Linked DNA regions of Homo sapiens: all the other regions are linked to region 1. Evidence: chromatin loops called from intact Hi-C (ENCODE). Cell type or tissue: PC-9. All regions are shown on one strand. Each heading gives the region's core, and the rest is flanking DNA. Links, peaks and the distances in the headings are about the cores only.

Evidence for each region. A loop is a pair of places that touch in the nucleus more often than their neighbours do. Peaks named below come from ENCODE experiments on the same cell type or tissue, not always from the same donor. Only the 100,000 strongest peaks of a DNase experiment are listed, where the experiment ranks them.
Region 2: it touches region 1 in a loop (8-fold over the local background); 2 of 110 quality-filtered maps call a loop at or near these places.
Region 3: it touches region 1 in a loop (5-fold over the local background); 5 of 110 quality-filtered maps call a loop at or near these places.

What each region holds. Positions count from the first base shown.
Region 1 is chr6:139,366,811-139,371,694 of GRCh38, reverse strand. No RefSeq gene overlaps it. Among named protein-coding and RNA genes, the nearest start is that of CITED2, 5.4 kb to the left of the region's middle. RefSeq lists an enhancer at 2,058-2,876. In PC-9, for the core only: CTCF peaks have their summits at 1,819 and 2,026 (motif pointing left); DNase peaks (open chromatin) are centred at 1,484, 2,004 and 2,494; H3K4me3 peaks cover 453 bases; H3K27ac peaks cover 851 bases.
Region 2 is chr6:137,999,798-138,004,681 of GRCh38, reverse strand. No RefSeq gene overlaps it. Among named protein-coding and RNA genes, the nearest start is that of SIMALR, 56 kb to the right of the region's middle. In PC-9, for the core only: CTCF peaks have their summits at 2,537 and 2,737 (motif pointing left); DNase peaks (open chromatin) are centred at 2,731 and 3,571; H3K27ac peaks cover 390 bases.
Region 3 is chr6:140,460,754-140,465,637 of GRCh38, reverse strand. No RefSeq gene overlaps it. Among named protein-coding and RNA genes, the nearest start is that of MIR4465, 220 kb to the left of the region's middle. In PC-9, for the core only: no CTCF peak of the experiment used is centred there; a DNase peak (open chromatin) is centred at 2,687; H3K4me3 peaks cover 834 bases; H3K27ac peaks cover 2,500 bases.

The DNA.
Region 1 (4,884 bases), core at 1,039-3,538:
GGCAGAATTCCACTTTGAGGCTTTTGTCCTATAATATTTAAAATGTACTCAGGTTGACTCAAAGGTCAAATTACAGTCTTTACAAGATGTTCCCTCTTAAGCATGCCCTGTTTTCCTGAATTCTGAGTTTTCCTGTTGCATGCATGGGATGCAAATCACCTGAAAATTATACTTTAATTTTACCTGGATAGATGTCTTATCAAGAAGACCATAGCTACAACTAAGTGGGTATCAAGTTTTGCCTTATATAATCAAGCAAAGGAAAAAGTAATATTGTGAAAATCTCAAATTATCCCAGGTGGAAGGAGAAGGAATTTTGTTTTTCATGTTTTCATGGCTTATCTTATGTTTATAAGAGCAACACACCTACCTTCAAGAAAAAATACAGACTTTTGTACGCAACTTACTAGGGGAAGTAAAAAATGTAGGTTGAGGAAAATCTTATAAATAATGCTTTAAAAGAACATTTCATTTAGACTCCGATTCTCATCTTAAATTCCATATTTTATAAGAAATCAGGAGGAGCGGATATTTAGAAGTGTTATGAGAGAGTAAGTTGGGCATAAAGGCTGCTTTAAGTATAATTCAGATCACCTGCATTTTATAATTTTATTTCCAAGGTAGGCCATGTAAAATTAAAATGCACACACTCCACTGGGTTTTTTATATACCTCTATAATTGACACTTTCTTCTTTAAAATTATGTTCAAATAAATATACTGAATCATCCAAAACTCTTTTTACCCTACTTTAAAAGCTGATCCAGATTTCCACATTAATAGTTAAAGCTGAAGTTTTCTTCAGCTAAGACATGTCAATACTAAATCTGCAATCAGCAATGAATCTTTCTGGCTAAGCATTTTCACAGTAAGTTTTTCTTTCTCTCTCTCTCTTTTTTTTTTCCAGAGGCTTAAGTGAAAAAATATGTTTGCATACATATTAATACAGCAACTCCAATCCTTTTTCACTAGTGCCAGGAAAAAAGGAAAGTGATTAAATGCATTTTTTTTTTTTTTTTTGCATAAAGAAGCCAAAGAATTGTCTTGCCACCACCCTTCACCATTTATTCTGCCAGGGAATAAGCCACAACACCTGCTCTGTCACTAAATTCCTCCTGCTGCTCAAACGCCGGAACACGTATGTGGAGATGCAGAGCCCAAGGAACTATTATTAGATCTTGAGCCCATCCCTACCAGAACAGAGGACTCAAACAGAGGAGCTGGGCTAAAAAGCACAATTTGTCTTCAGTACAAATACAAACGCTCCCGCACCCCAGTTCACTTGAGTGATCTCTGTTTCATTAAAAACTCTTTCTTGATCAACAATTGAGCAGATTCTACATGATATCTGCAGGTCTCTTAAGCAGAGAAAAATAACTCCTTGTTTCAACAACCTGATTAATGAAACCTGTACAGTGACCTAGATCACCCGGCTACTGGCAGACATTTGCAAAACCTTTTGTGGTCTTGCTTCCTACTAAGTTGCTTATAGCATATGGGGAAATTTGACCTCTGTACCTTGGCTGTTTGTCAAAAAGTTCTAATATGATACAAGAGAGCTTCTGTTCTTTAAGCTTTGCCCAAAAATAGACACTCCATGCTTGATTTTCAAGAAGAGATCAATGATAAGCTGCAGTGCAACCTCATAGCTACATGTCAGAAAAATAAGTCCACATTAATAAAAACGTATACTTCTGTCTTGTGCCTGATAAAATCCTCGTGACAGTATCTTTGCGGGAGCTGATAAAGACGTTAGAGCTATGGATGGGTCTTTGAAGAACAGTTACCTAATCACCACTGTTTATGGGGTGCTGGGCTAGAGCACTAGTAGCAGAAGGCTGACATCTATTGTGAAGTTTATGGTCTCCATGACTTTTACTACTGTAAACGCCTGGGATGGCTATAAATTGATGTCAACATTAAAGGCCAGATCCTTTAGAGAAAAATATTAATCCACTAATCTATTATGGGTGGCCAGCTTTGCAATAAAAACTTTGCAGCCCCGGACCATTAGGTGTTTTCGCCCCCTTGTGGAATTTATTTAGAAGGTCAATGAAAAGCTGTTTCCTCAAGAGCTTTTTCGCTTTTTTGTTTGTTTTGTTGCCATTTCTGAAGACTTTGTTTTCTTCTTTGAGCAAACAGCACATATTCGAGCAACACATTTTTTAAATCAAAGAAGATTCCAAAATAAACATCCTTTATAAAATAAGAATATTTTACTTACCAAAAACCTTAACCTATGATTAAGTGTGCATAATTGAGATTTGCCTCATATTTGAAAATATGCATTACCTAAGGGGTTTTCTTTTAAAAGTGTAAGGAGCAGTGGTTTGGGCTGATGCTTTAGCCTGCAAACTGAGGGGATGGCAAACCCTCAGCGCCTCCACAACAGGACTGTTGATTTGCAGTAAGGGTAAATAACAATGCATTTGACGGTATGAGGTTGGAAAGGTGGAGGGAAATATCCAGGAATGCAGAATGCAATTATCCACATTGGAATGTGACCAAGCCACCAGCCCTAATCTTGTGAAAGGACTGCAGGATCTTTAATGAGGATGAGTGTTGCTGTCTAATTGAGTCAGTAAAATTTACTTTAAAATAAACTGGGCAGATAACATTGTCTCCAAAAAATAAATAAATTTAGAATTCAAGGAATTTAAGACCCATGCCATTGGCAATTTTTTCCTCTGCAGTGGAAATGTTTTGCTAGCATGAAAGCAGCAGTACACCTCTTCAGAAATGCATGCTTCAGAGATGGTATTTATCATTTTGGGACTGCACCACTATCATCAAAATCAGCGCTCCCAGGCAGGTTGAGGCTGAGCCTCCAGAAGAGAACAATAGGTAGCACATCAAATGACTCAGCCAGTGAACCCCTATTATCATGGGCTCTGTTTGTCTTCTCCCCCTAGAATAGAAGGAACAATGGCAATGTCAGAATTTTAATTGCAATGGACTGGCTTAAATTACTTGACCTATTTTTATGCAGCAAGGAGAAAAATGATTCTTTTTTTTTCCTGGTAGCCATACTTTTAATTTAAACTGGAAAAGGAAATATAAGAATATTTTCCATCAAATAACATACTGCTGATAATTTTAGTTTGCCTTGTAGTGAGACCTACCTATATTTTAAAAAAATATTAAAACATCTGAAATAAAGAACTTCTTCCCTTCCCAGGAAGAAATTAAACTCATAAGTAATGCAGTAATGCTAAAGAGTGAGAAAATATTCTAAGAGCGGCTGGCGTGAATTTCTATCATATTTTGATATTTATACACAATGAAAGAAAAGCTATGATAAGTAAGAGTCTGTTGTGTTGAGGAACTGAATCCATGATCCTTGGGAAAGAGAAACTATCAGACCGACCTCTTCCATACTGTCTATGAACAAATAATGACTTTTTAGCGGCTGGATTCTTATCAGTTACTTCCTTCCCCTAGAGGAGCACTAAATGAAGCAGCCCCAGGAGGCAGTTAGTGGTGCTTTTTGAGAATTCAGCTTGGCTAAATCAGGACTTGCAGAGTGAGCAAAAAGCACATGAAAGAAAGATGGACGGTGAATATTATTACTTGCTTTATATGTTATTAGTTTTCATTAGGCTGAACTAATCTGAAAGATTAGTGAGGCAGGGGCACAACCAGGGGTGAGGACTGTGGTTCACGGAATTCTTGGAATTTTCCCATGGTATCACCATTGTGCTCAGCCCTGAAATCCCTCCCTTTCTTCCCTCTACAGTAGAGTGGTTACTTGATTACATTTTGGGTTGCTGAACAAAGCCGACAGGGGAATCTGTCTCCTGAGGAGCCTGTAGCAAGGCAAGGTTAGCGTGGTGCGCATTGCAGGAGATATGCAAATAGGCGAGTGGCTTTTGAAAAGTTAATAGTGCCCAAAGAATTCTGCCTGTCCATTCCTGAAAGCTGAGTGGGGAGCAAAATTAAGGCTTGAGTGCAAGTCAAACTAGCACAAAATCAGGAAAAGTCAGCCAACTCCAGATTGTCAGTACTGTTTTTATGAACACATGCTACAGTGAAGGAAATGGGATTGGAGGCTATTGAGGTCTTTTCTCTTTGGGTTTTCCTATGGATTGGTATAACATTTGGCCTTGTGATTTCCTTAGTCACTAGGCCACAGAATTTTATTGTTGTTAGTGGTGGTGGTTTATTCTCGTAACCCACTGGGTTTGGGGTTTGGTTTGGGTTCCGTTGGGTTTTTTGCTTCATGACAGTTGCTATCTCCTTAAAGCACATATAGTATACTTCAATTGTGCATACACATTCTTAGATCACCTTGTAAATATGGCCCCGTTGCATGTATTTTGGATAACTCTTGAAAGGAGGATAAGCAAGATGATGACCAGTTTCATACATCTCTCTTCACCCTATGTGTTTAGCAAACATAAGGACGATGAGGCCAGTAGGTGAAAAATGATTGAACTGACTGTTATGTTCCTAATATGAACTTAAATATCTAAATGTTTCTAAGATCCCCTTCTGACACCATTTTTTGGATCAATAGTTCTCAGCTGGGTAGAGGTACCTCTCAGGCTGGGGAGAAGGGAGAGAAAACAGTAACTTATAAAAACATATTCCATACTATATTTGGACAGATGTTTTAATACACATTCTTTTAGTAAAACAAAATGTAGAAAGACATTTCAAACTCTTATTATTTTTTTATTTATTTTGTTTGAGACAGAGTCTTGCTCTGTTGCCAGGCTGGAGTGCAGTGGCGCAATCTCAGCTCACTGCAACCTCCACCTACTGGGTTCAAGCGATTCTCCTGCCTCAGCCTCCTGAGTAGCTGGGACTACAGGCACGCACCACCATGCACAACTAGTTTTTTTGTATTTGTTGGCCAGGATGATCGCAATCTCTTGACCGCGTG
Region 2 (4,884 bases), core at 1,367-3,866, 1.4 Mb after region 1:
TATGCAAGAAGCTATGCTGTAATTCACCACCTAAATCACCTCTGCCACTGGGTGTCAGTCTTTAGCTAACATTTTCTGGACTATATTCTTATATTGTTTGTAATATCCTTGCTTAGGGAGGACCAAGATAATTTGTGGAAGATGTGTCTTTGGGAAAATCCTGCGAAGCTGTCTTCATTTTGAGCAGGACTTAGTAACACCAGGATTTTTTTTTTCCTTCAAAGTCAAGGCTATGTATCTGGTACTTATGTATATAATGTGATAACTATTTTTATGTATAAATGAAAACTATAATTAATATCAAAATATCAATTTAAACAGGAAGAAAGTTTGGTTGGAGAATGTATTTTACAGATTCTTTTATATGATTCTATCTAATTGGAGTACATTATTAAGTAATTTGCTGAAAAAAGTCAAAAAGTATCGTTGCTAAATTTAAAGGCAAAATGGCTCAAAAAATCTCTTCCTTTCTCTCATTTTTGATGCATTGCTCTCCAGGGGCAATCAATGCCTTCCCAGTGGCCCCATTCAATGGAATTTTATGTAGAAAGGATTTCATTCTTACATTCCCACCCCAAATTTCAGAACAAATTCACTCATTCATTTTTGAACCCTTGTGACGATGAGGCACGGTTGGTCACCTGTGTTTCTTAAAGTTCTGAAGGATAAATACTTAATATTTGAAGGTATCTGGGTCCGTATTTGCTGAATACAGCATAAATCTGAAGTTATAGAAAGAACAGCTCAACTACTGGTGAGCCCAGAATCTGATTCATAGTTTTTAAAATGATTAACCCCACACCCTTCCCTGCCCTAGCTGGCCAGGAGCAAACCATCCTTTAGGGAGGTATAATTTAAGGGAACATGCTTCATATTAAGGAATATGCCATAGATTCATCTAAATGCCCTCGGTGAGATATAATGTGTTTAAATACTGTTTTAAATGCAGTCTGATTTATACGTTTGCATGATTTGTAAAACTCTGAAATTTTGCTAATACCCTCTAATAAACAGTAAAGATCATTGTAAAAAGTAGGTCTGAATTCTTCCAAAGTCTCATTAATTATATGACCCTTTGAGAAGATATGAACCACCTGGGAGCAGAGTGCAACTTTTGTGTAAATGTGATCTATTGAGATAGCTACATTATGAAATGTCTGAACTTTTTTGGAAATATAAATAGGTTGGTATGGCTTTCCTTCAGTATCCACGGGGGATTGGTTCTGGGCCAATCCACGCCAACTTTGCATCCAGGCTACCTCCTCCGTACCAAAATCCTCAGATGCTCAAGTCCCTGATATAAAATGGCATTGTGTAGCACTGCGTGGCACATTGTATCTCAATTTTGCGCTCTCTGTAGGAAAGTAGGCTCCCAGAAGTGCTGGAGAACACTATTGCTATAAAGTAGCTTAAAAAAAAAGATTTAAAAAAAATTTTTGAGACAGGCTCCCACTCTGTAGCTCAGGCTAGAGTAGCAATGGCATGATCATGGCTCACTGAAGCCTTGAACTCCTGGGCTCAAGTGATCCTCCTGCCTCCTAAAATAGCATTTTAAAGTGAAATGAGGTTGGGATTGGTGGCTCATGCCTATAATCCCAGCACTTTAGGATACTGAGGTGGGAGGATACCTGGAGCCCTGGGGTTCCAGACCAGCCTGGGCAACATAGCAAAAAAAAAAAAAAAAAAAAAAAAAAAAAAAATTAGCTGGGTATGAGCGTGGGCACCTGTAGTCCCAGCTACTGGGGAGGTCTAGGTGACACTCTTGAGGTGTCAAGGGTGATTGCGCCACTGTAATCCAGCATGGGCAACAGAGCAAGACTCTGTCTCAAAATAGATAAAAATAAAAAAGCAAGGAAATGGAACAATTACCATCACATCAAGGACATTTTAAGATAGCCAATGCCATTTACATGTTTCAGATCCACTAAGTAACTTCGCATCTGTATTTCACTCTGCTGTACTCTCAGCAGTCACCAGAGCCCCTTGGCTCTTCAGTTTTACACTGTGCTGCTCTTCTCTGCACCATTCTTAAATTAAAAATGTATTGGGCATGGGGCCAGGCGCGGTGGCTCACACCTATAAATCCCAGCATTTTGGGAGGCCTAGGCGGGAAGGTCACATGAGGTCAGGAGTTCAAGGCCAGCCTGGCCAACATGGTGAAACTCCGTCTCTACTAAAAATAAAAAATTAGCCAAGCGTGGTGGTGGGCGCCTGTAATCTCAGCTACTTGGGAGGCTGAGGCAGGAGAATCGCTTGAACCCCAGGAGGGAAGGAGGCAGTGAGCCGAGATGGCACCACTCCACTCCGGTCTGGGTGACAGGTTGAGACCCTGTCTCAAAAAAAAAAAAAAAAAAAATTATTGGACACTACTATATTTAGCTAGGAGCTGGAGAAATATGCAAAGAGGAATGGAATCTACCCTCAAGGAGCTATAGTTTAGCTTGGACTATAAGACATTTGTAGGTGAGTAGCTAGCTGTCACAGGACGTTATTGTCAGGAAGAGATCACCATTGAGAATTGCTTCCTCTTAAAATTTGAATAAAAGGACCAGATTATGGAATATAAAAAAGGCATTTTTAAAAGATGATGAAAATAATGCACAGGTGAACAAATTACAACGTACTTTTCTCTTTAGCAACTGCACCCTACCCACAGCCTATTTTATGTCCTGGAAACTTACTTTGATTCAACTAGTTTTACGCATTGATAGAAATCTGCTGTATTCTGGTGCCCCCTGGAGGCAGTCTACCGCTAGGCCGACGAGAAAAAAAAAATCCAGAGAAAGCCTTTCAACTACAACTGGAGCAACTATATTTTGTTCAACAAATCCCCCCCTTTTTTTTCAATATGGAATTCTGATCTGGGTTTGTTAAACTAGAATTTGTCTAAAGCACAGATTTTCCAAGAGAGTAGGGTTGAGCAGAAGAGAACATGCTCGGCATTAAAGAATATGTTGTGTCTTCTTCTAAATGCACTTGGGCGGATACTATATGCTTAAATACAGTTTCACACACAATATAATTGTTTACATTTGTATAATTTGTGAAATTGAAATATTTATGATACATTCTAAAATGTAACAAAATTTACTTGTTAAATGAATAAATGAATGAATGAATTGCCATGCTTTGGTGTTCAATTAGATAAATTGATCTTATTTTCTCTCTCTCTTTTTTTTATTCCCTTCTTGGAAGCCCTTCCATCACAGAGACTTTTAATGCAGTTGTTGAACTTAGTCAATGTTCATAGAGGGATAGAGAGGAAATGGGATTGTGGTATAATTTTTCTCTAGGAAAATGTGTACAGTCCTTTGCAAACGACTATTAACTTGTAAATCAGGTTGAAAGCTACTCTTGCCCTCAGAGACTTCCTTTAATGGAATAATACATAATGCTCACATTAATTTTAAACAAAGTGATTTTATTTTCTGGAATAAACACAGAGCCTCAAATTCATTAGCTGGTTTGAAATTTCAGGATCCCAAATGTACTCTGCTTTAAATCAAGAAAACCCCTCAGGCTTCTTTCTGGAGAGGAAGTGGAGCTTAACAAATACCTATGTCACAATAATGTCATCAACTTCAACTTTGTTATGTATTGAAGACATTAAATTTGGTTTTCCAAGATGGTGGGAAAATCAATGTTTTGGCTTATTAAATATTCTGGTTAATAGAAAGCTATTACATTAAACACATATGGTTTACCAATTATTTTCAAAGAATCAGAACACAACAAATAAAATCAGTAGTATATTAAGTATAATTAATTTTTTTTGATGACTGTAGAATTCACTTCAGCATCTTTTATTGCCTTGGTAATCATGGTGAACATTAAAATGCAAGTCTAGGAGGTTGTACTGAAGGCTCAGTTGGGAGTTATGGTGATATGAGATTTAGCAATTGAAGTCAGCTATTCTACAAAGGGAAAAATTATAAATAAAGGTATTTATAAGAGTTGTTATATTAGCGATAATTACCACTATAAAGCTATACCTAAGAAATACTTAAAATAAGATATTTTTCACTGCTCTCTACTGTGTTTGTATGTGTGTGTGTGTGTATTCGTTTAAAGCTGTATCTAAATTTTGATGGTAAATGTCTAACCCTGGGAAGAGGAAGGACAACTTTTTTTTTCTTTAAAAAGAGGGGTAGAGTCTGGGCGCGCGGTGGCTCATGCTTGTAATCTCAGCACTTTGGGAGGCTGAGATGGGCAGATCATGTGAGGTCAGGAGTTCAAGACCAGCCTGGCCAACATGGTGAAACCCCGTCTCTACTAAAATACAAAAATTAGCCAGGTGTGGTGGCGTGAGCCTGTAGTCCCAACCACTCTGGAGGCTGAGGCAGGAGAATTGCTTGAGCCCGGGAGGCAGAGGTTGCAGCGAGCACCGAGATCACACCACTGCACTGCAGCCTGGGCAACAGTGTAAGACTCCGTCTCCAAAAAAAAAAAAAAAAGGGTTAGAAAGAGGGAGAACTAAACTGATATGGTTTGAATATATGTCCCCGTGAAATCTCAGGTTGAATTGTGATCCCTAATGTTGGAGGCGGGGCCTGGTGGGAGGTGTTTGAGTAATGGGGGCAGATCCATCATGTCTTGTTGCTATGAGTGGGTTCTCAGGAAGTCTGATTGTTTAGAAATGTGTTCATACTTTCTCTCTTGCACTTTCTGTCTTTCTCTCCCTCTCCCCTACACTCCCTCTCACCACGTGGGATGCCTGCCCCTCCTTCGCCTTCTGCCATAATTGTAAGCTACCTGAGGTTTCCCCAGAAGCCAAATAGATGCCAGAACCATGCTTCCTGTGCAGCTTGCAGAATCGTGAGCCAATTAAACCTCTTTTCTTTATAAATTACCCAGTCTCAGATATTTCTTCATAGCAATGCAAGA
Region 3 (4,884 bases), core at 1,367-3,866, 1.1 Mb before region 1:
AGGAAAATAAGTTAAAAAAAAAGTTTTAAAATTATCAAATACAACCTAGATGTACATAAAAAAGAAAAAAAAAATCATCATGATTGAGTTTTTTATACCAGGAATACAAACATAGTTCAACATTTAAAAAATTCAGCAATGTAAACTATCACATTTATCAGAAGAAAAGAGAAAAAGAATAAGGTTATCTCATTTAAGAAAAACCACCAGAACTCCAGAACTATAAGAACTTTTTCTTTATAAATGACTCAGTCTCAGTTATTCTATTATAACAACAGTAAATAGACTAAGACATCCACTTTTCTAATTGCCATACTCTGAGTTTAAATTCCTATAAGAATTTGATTCAACAAGCTCATATTTTTAATAAAATGTTTGTGAATTAAAAAAAAACTTCTCCATCAAAATTAAATAGATTACTATAGAGCTTCTTTATACATTCTAAATCTACAGGAATAAAACATAATATGCAACTATCCTCCCAAATATTATAATTATAACACCCATTTTAACAGCATATTTCAGGGTTAGTGTTTAGTAATCAGTAACTGTTATGATTATTCAAAAACTTTTTCTTATTCAAATAAGGGAATTGATTGATATCGAAGGAAAAGATAAAATATAGTAAACATTTAGAGGAAATATAGCTGTACACACACTAGATAATCAGTAACCGGACTATGTGAAATTTAATAGAAGACAGTCCCTGAGTTCAGAATAGTATGTGATTTGAAGGTTGTCAGCAATATTTCGTAACAGCCAAGCAGAATTCAGGAATGAATAAAGTGTACACTGAAGAAAACCAATGTAATTTTCCCATTATACACAAACCTATTTAGACCATCACCTAACAGTCTTCTTCTCTGTGACTTAACATAGTTGGGTACAACATGAATAGGGTATCCAGGAGAGCAGTCAAATTGATACAAAGTCTAGATTGAAAGGTTTAGCTAAGGAAGTTTATAGTAATTATTTGGTCCCCAGTGACATTTCCAAGGATGGTGGTAGCAGACTTTGAGTGAGATTTTGAAGGACGGTGATAACAGGCTTCAAGGAAATGCAGGAATATTATTGTTCATATGCTGATGACCATTTCTGTTGATAAAAGAGCAAGGGAAAAAAGTCTAAGGGTATGGCAGGAAGAACTTAGATTAGATGATGCAGAATGAAGATTACTCATGAAATGCCATTTTCTGGGATATCAAGATAATGCATATTATGATATCTAAAACTGATTATGGTAATGCTGCCATGAAACAAAGGAAGAAAATTAACAATTTTCTGAGGTCATTTCAAGTTCTGAAGAAAATATATGAGTGTTCACGTGTGTCTTCATAAATATTCATATTCCATATATATGTAAATATATAGTATACTTACTGAAAACCTTATTTAACATAAAAATTATTCTTCTAAATTTTAATGTAAGGATGTTATATTTAAAAATTAAACTGAATTTCTGATGACAGGGTATTAAGCTCTAAAATATATCTTATGACATTATTGCCCTTATGGCAAAAAAGAAAGAAAATATGCCCTCATTGCTGTTAAGGAAAGTATGTTCATTACCAGTGACTTCCCAGAAGAGAGTAACCATTTCTGATTTTGTTTTTCCTTTCCATTATAGTATCTAGTTAAAATGGTGCAAGTAATATATAAATTTGTTTCTGTTATAATCCTTGTGAATCATTTTAGATCTTTATTACGGTATAATTCTTTCATTTACTTTAAACAGAATGTTTAAATTGTCTTCAGCAGTGTCATTTCCAATAAACTGAAGAACTCCAATTCTAAAAATTTTAAAGAGTCAATTTCACTATTTTAAAAAGCCATACTCTCTGTCCTGCTTTCCCCCACATGGAAGACATGGAAAATCATTAGCAATGTTACTGTTTATTTGCAATCCTACAATTTTTTAGTGCATTCTACTTTACCTCAAAACTGAACCTCAGTTTTCAATCACTGAGTAATACATATGTAGAGAGATTCATTCTGTTGCTAAGGACATAATCCAATCAGTGTAATGATTTTTGAGAAAGAAGTAAGCTAGTTTTGTTTACATCTCACTTCCATAGAGCATAAAATAGCAGAGGACTTTCCGGGTAGATGAACACCCTGGAGGTACTAGAGTGGGATGCAGCAGGCAGGACAGGCTGGGTTCACCGCATAAAGAGAAAAGTCTGTCTTAATTTGTACTTTCCCCTCAGGCTTCAAATCCATTTAAAAAATGGACTGAAGCAATAACAAAAGGGATTTGCACCCCAATAAAATCACCCCTTTGAATGACAGCTTGGCTGCTTAGGGAAAATTTACCATAATTCAACTGATTCTATAATGAGGGAGAAGCAAATGTAAACTCAACTACCTGGACCCAGCCATTGAACTTAGATAATTATTTCCCAATCAAAAAAGAACATCCTGTTTTTCTTTGGCATGCTCTGGTGTCTGTTAGTTTTGCTTTTTATAGCTTTAGTTGAAATTTCATAATCACAGAGTTCAAATACAGAACACATTTGAGTCAGTTCTCTGGAACAATATCATTCCCTTAGAGCTCTCCTTTTTCAAAAGAAACAACAACAACAAAAATTCCCAGGCCTTTATTAGACTCTGTGCTTCCCCTGTTCCTGTGTATAAAACTCTCTGCTCTAAGGATCTATGCTATTAAAGCAAAGCCCGAGGCTAAATTCAACAGGGAAGTGAGTGGAAGGAGCAGGTGAGCTCACCTAGATTACCGGTTTAGCAAGTTTACTGGAGAATTTAAAGGGAAAAAAAAGTAGAAGGAAAAACACTTGGGATTCAGCAAAAGCCAAAATGAGTTAGGACCAAATCTGTTGTGAAGGGATGTGTATTTTTAAAGGAAATGTAGTCCATGTTTCTGACTCACTTACAATGACCTTATCAAAATGTCATGTAATGAAAGTTATTTAGGGTCCAATAATCCTTTTGAGCATCTAAATAGCATTTCAAAACATTTTTTTCTAGTTTGATTACAAATGAACTCAAATTCCAAAAATTCCATCAAGGTCAGTAAAATTCTCAAGAGTCATCATATTGAAACAGAATTTAAATGCTGCAATTTTTTCTTTCTATCCTGAGTCATTAAAATGGTTATGGGATGTTTAATTCAGTTGGAGACTTTGGATTGCATAATTATAGACAATCAAACGAAAATCAAGAAAAAGCTCCTAGGAATAGACTTTTTTAAGTGATTTTGCACATTTATTATTCATTGTAAAAAGCTTACCAAAAAGTCTTCTAACTTTCTTTCTCTACAACATAATAGTAGTTTCCTAATGTTTCCCTGGGAATTAGAAGGAGTTTGGCATAAGATACTCTAATGTTGTACTGAAGTCCTAAAGTTCACACATTTTCATGTTCTAGATCATTTATATTAGTCTGCTGAGAAACACAGAAGGTCAGAGATGGAGGTTATTGTGATAATTTAGTCCAAACCCTGAGCACTGAAATGGGAAATTGCAATTTTCTGCCCAAGGGGACATTAATATTTGGTGGCAGAACTAGTCTGTACTGACTAAAAGATTTCCCAAATACTTCCTAAACTACTGAACGCATAACTTTCTGTAACATGTTCTTTTTTTTTTTTTTTTTTTTTTGGTGAGATGGAGTCTTGCTCTGTCGCCTAGGCTGGAGTGCAGTGGGTGCAGTGACAATTGTGACACTGAAACCTCTGCCTTCCAGGTTCAAATGATTCTCTTACCTCAGCCTCCTGAGTAGCTGGGATTACAGGTGCCTGCCACCATGCCCGGCTTATTTTTGCATTTTTAATGGAGATGGGGTTTCACCATGTTGGTCAGGCTGGTCTCAAACTCCTGACCTCAGATGATCCACCCGCCTCGGCCTCCCAAAGTGCTGGGATTACAGGTGTGAGCCACCATGCCTGGCCTCATTTCTCTTTTTGAGGATTGTAAAAATCTGCTGACAGCATGGCCAATAATCTAGGGTGACTGTCTAGCCCACAACATGACTATGTCTTGCTTAGACTACTATAATTTTCTTACAACAGCTTCTTTGCCTCACTCCTGCTTCTCTGCAGTCTGTTGTCCACTCAGCAGTAAGAGTGACCCTATAGATCTTTTTATTCCCCTGTTTAAAACCACTCATCAACCATTAACTGGTTTTCCAACACATTTTGACTAAAGTCGTCATTCTGACCTGCAATATCTTGTAATGATCTAGATCTTGGTACATTAACTGATACCCTATCACTTTATCACTTGCTGACAGTGCTCTCATCATACTGCTCCTCTTCACGTTCCCAGAGTAACCAATCACATTTGAACTTGTGCTCCTTTTGCATGAAATAATATTCCCTCAGATATCCACATGACCCACTTTCATTCACATCTCTGCTCAATGTCACCTCCCCGGAGAGATGTTTCCTCTTTTTCCTACCTAAAAAACATTTCCTTACTCTCTCTGCCGTTGTTTTGTCTATTTTTTCTTTCTGGAACTCAACACTGTCTGATAGCATATCTACATCTTTTTTACTATTGGTGTATTATCTATCTTAGTTACTAAAATATGAATATATGAAGAAAGAGACATTTTCCCCTAGCACATTGAACAGATTTCTGGGAGAGACTGATGCTCTGATGGTATATGGTTCCAATCTCAACAACTCCATTATCATGTTTCTTTAGTTAGCTTTGTAAGTTTATTAACTTTCAAATTCTGTTACACAAAATATCTTGTGGCAATGTATGTATTAGTCATTATCAAAAAGAGCTACAGTTGCTCCTCAGATCTCTAGCAATTGGGGGCAGTGCCGTTAACCTTGAAAAGCAGAGGATTTCTAGGCTCTGAGTGCATAATTGTAATGATTTTTGGTTAGTTAACCCAGAAGACACAAACGATCAAACTGCA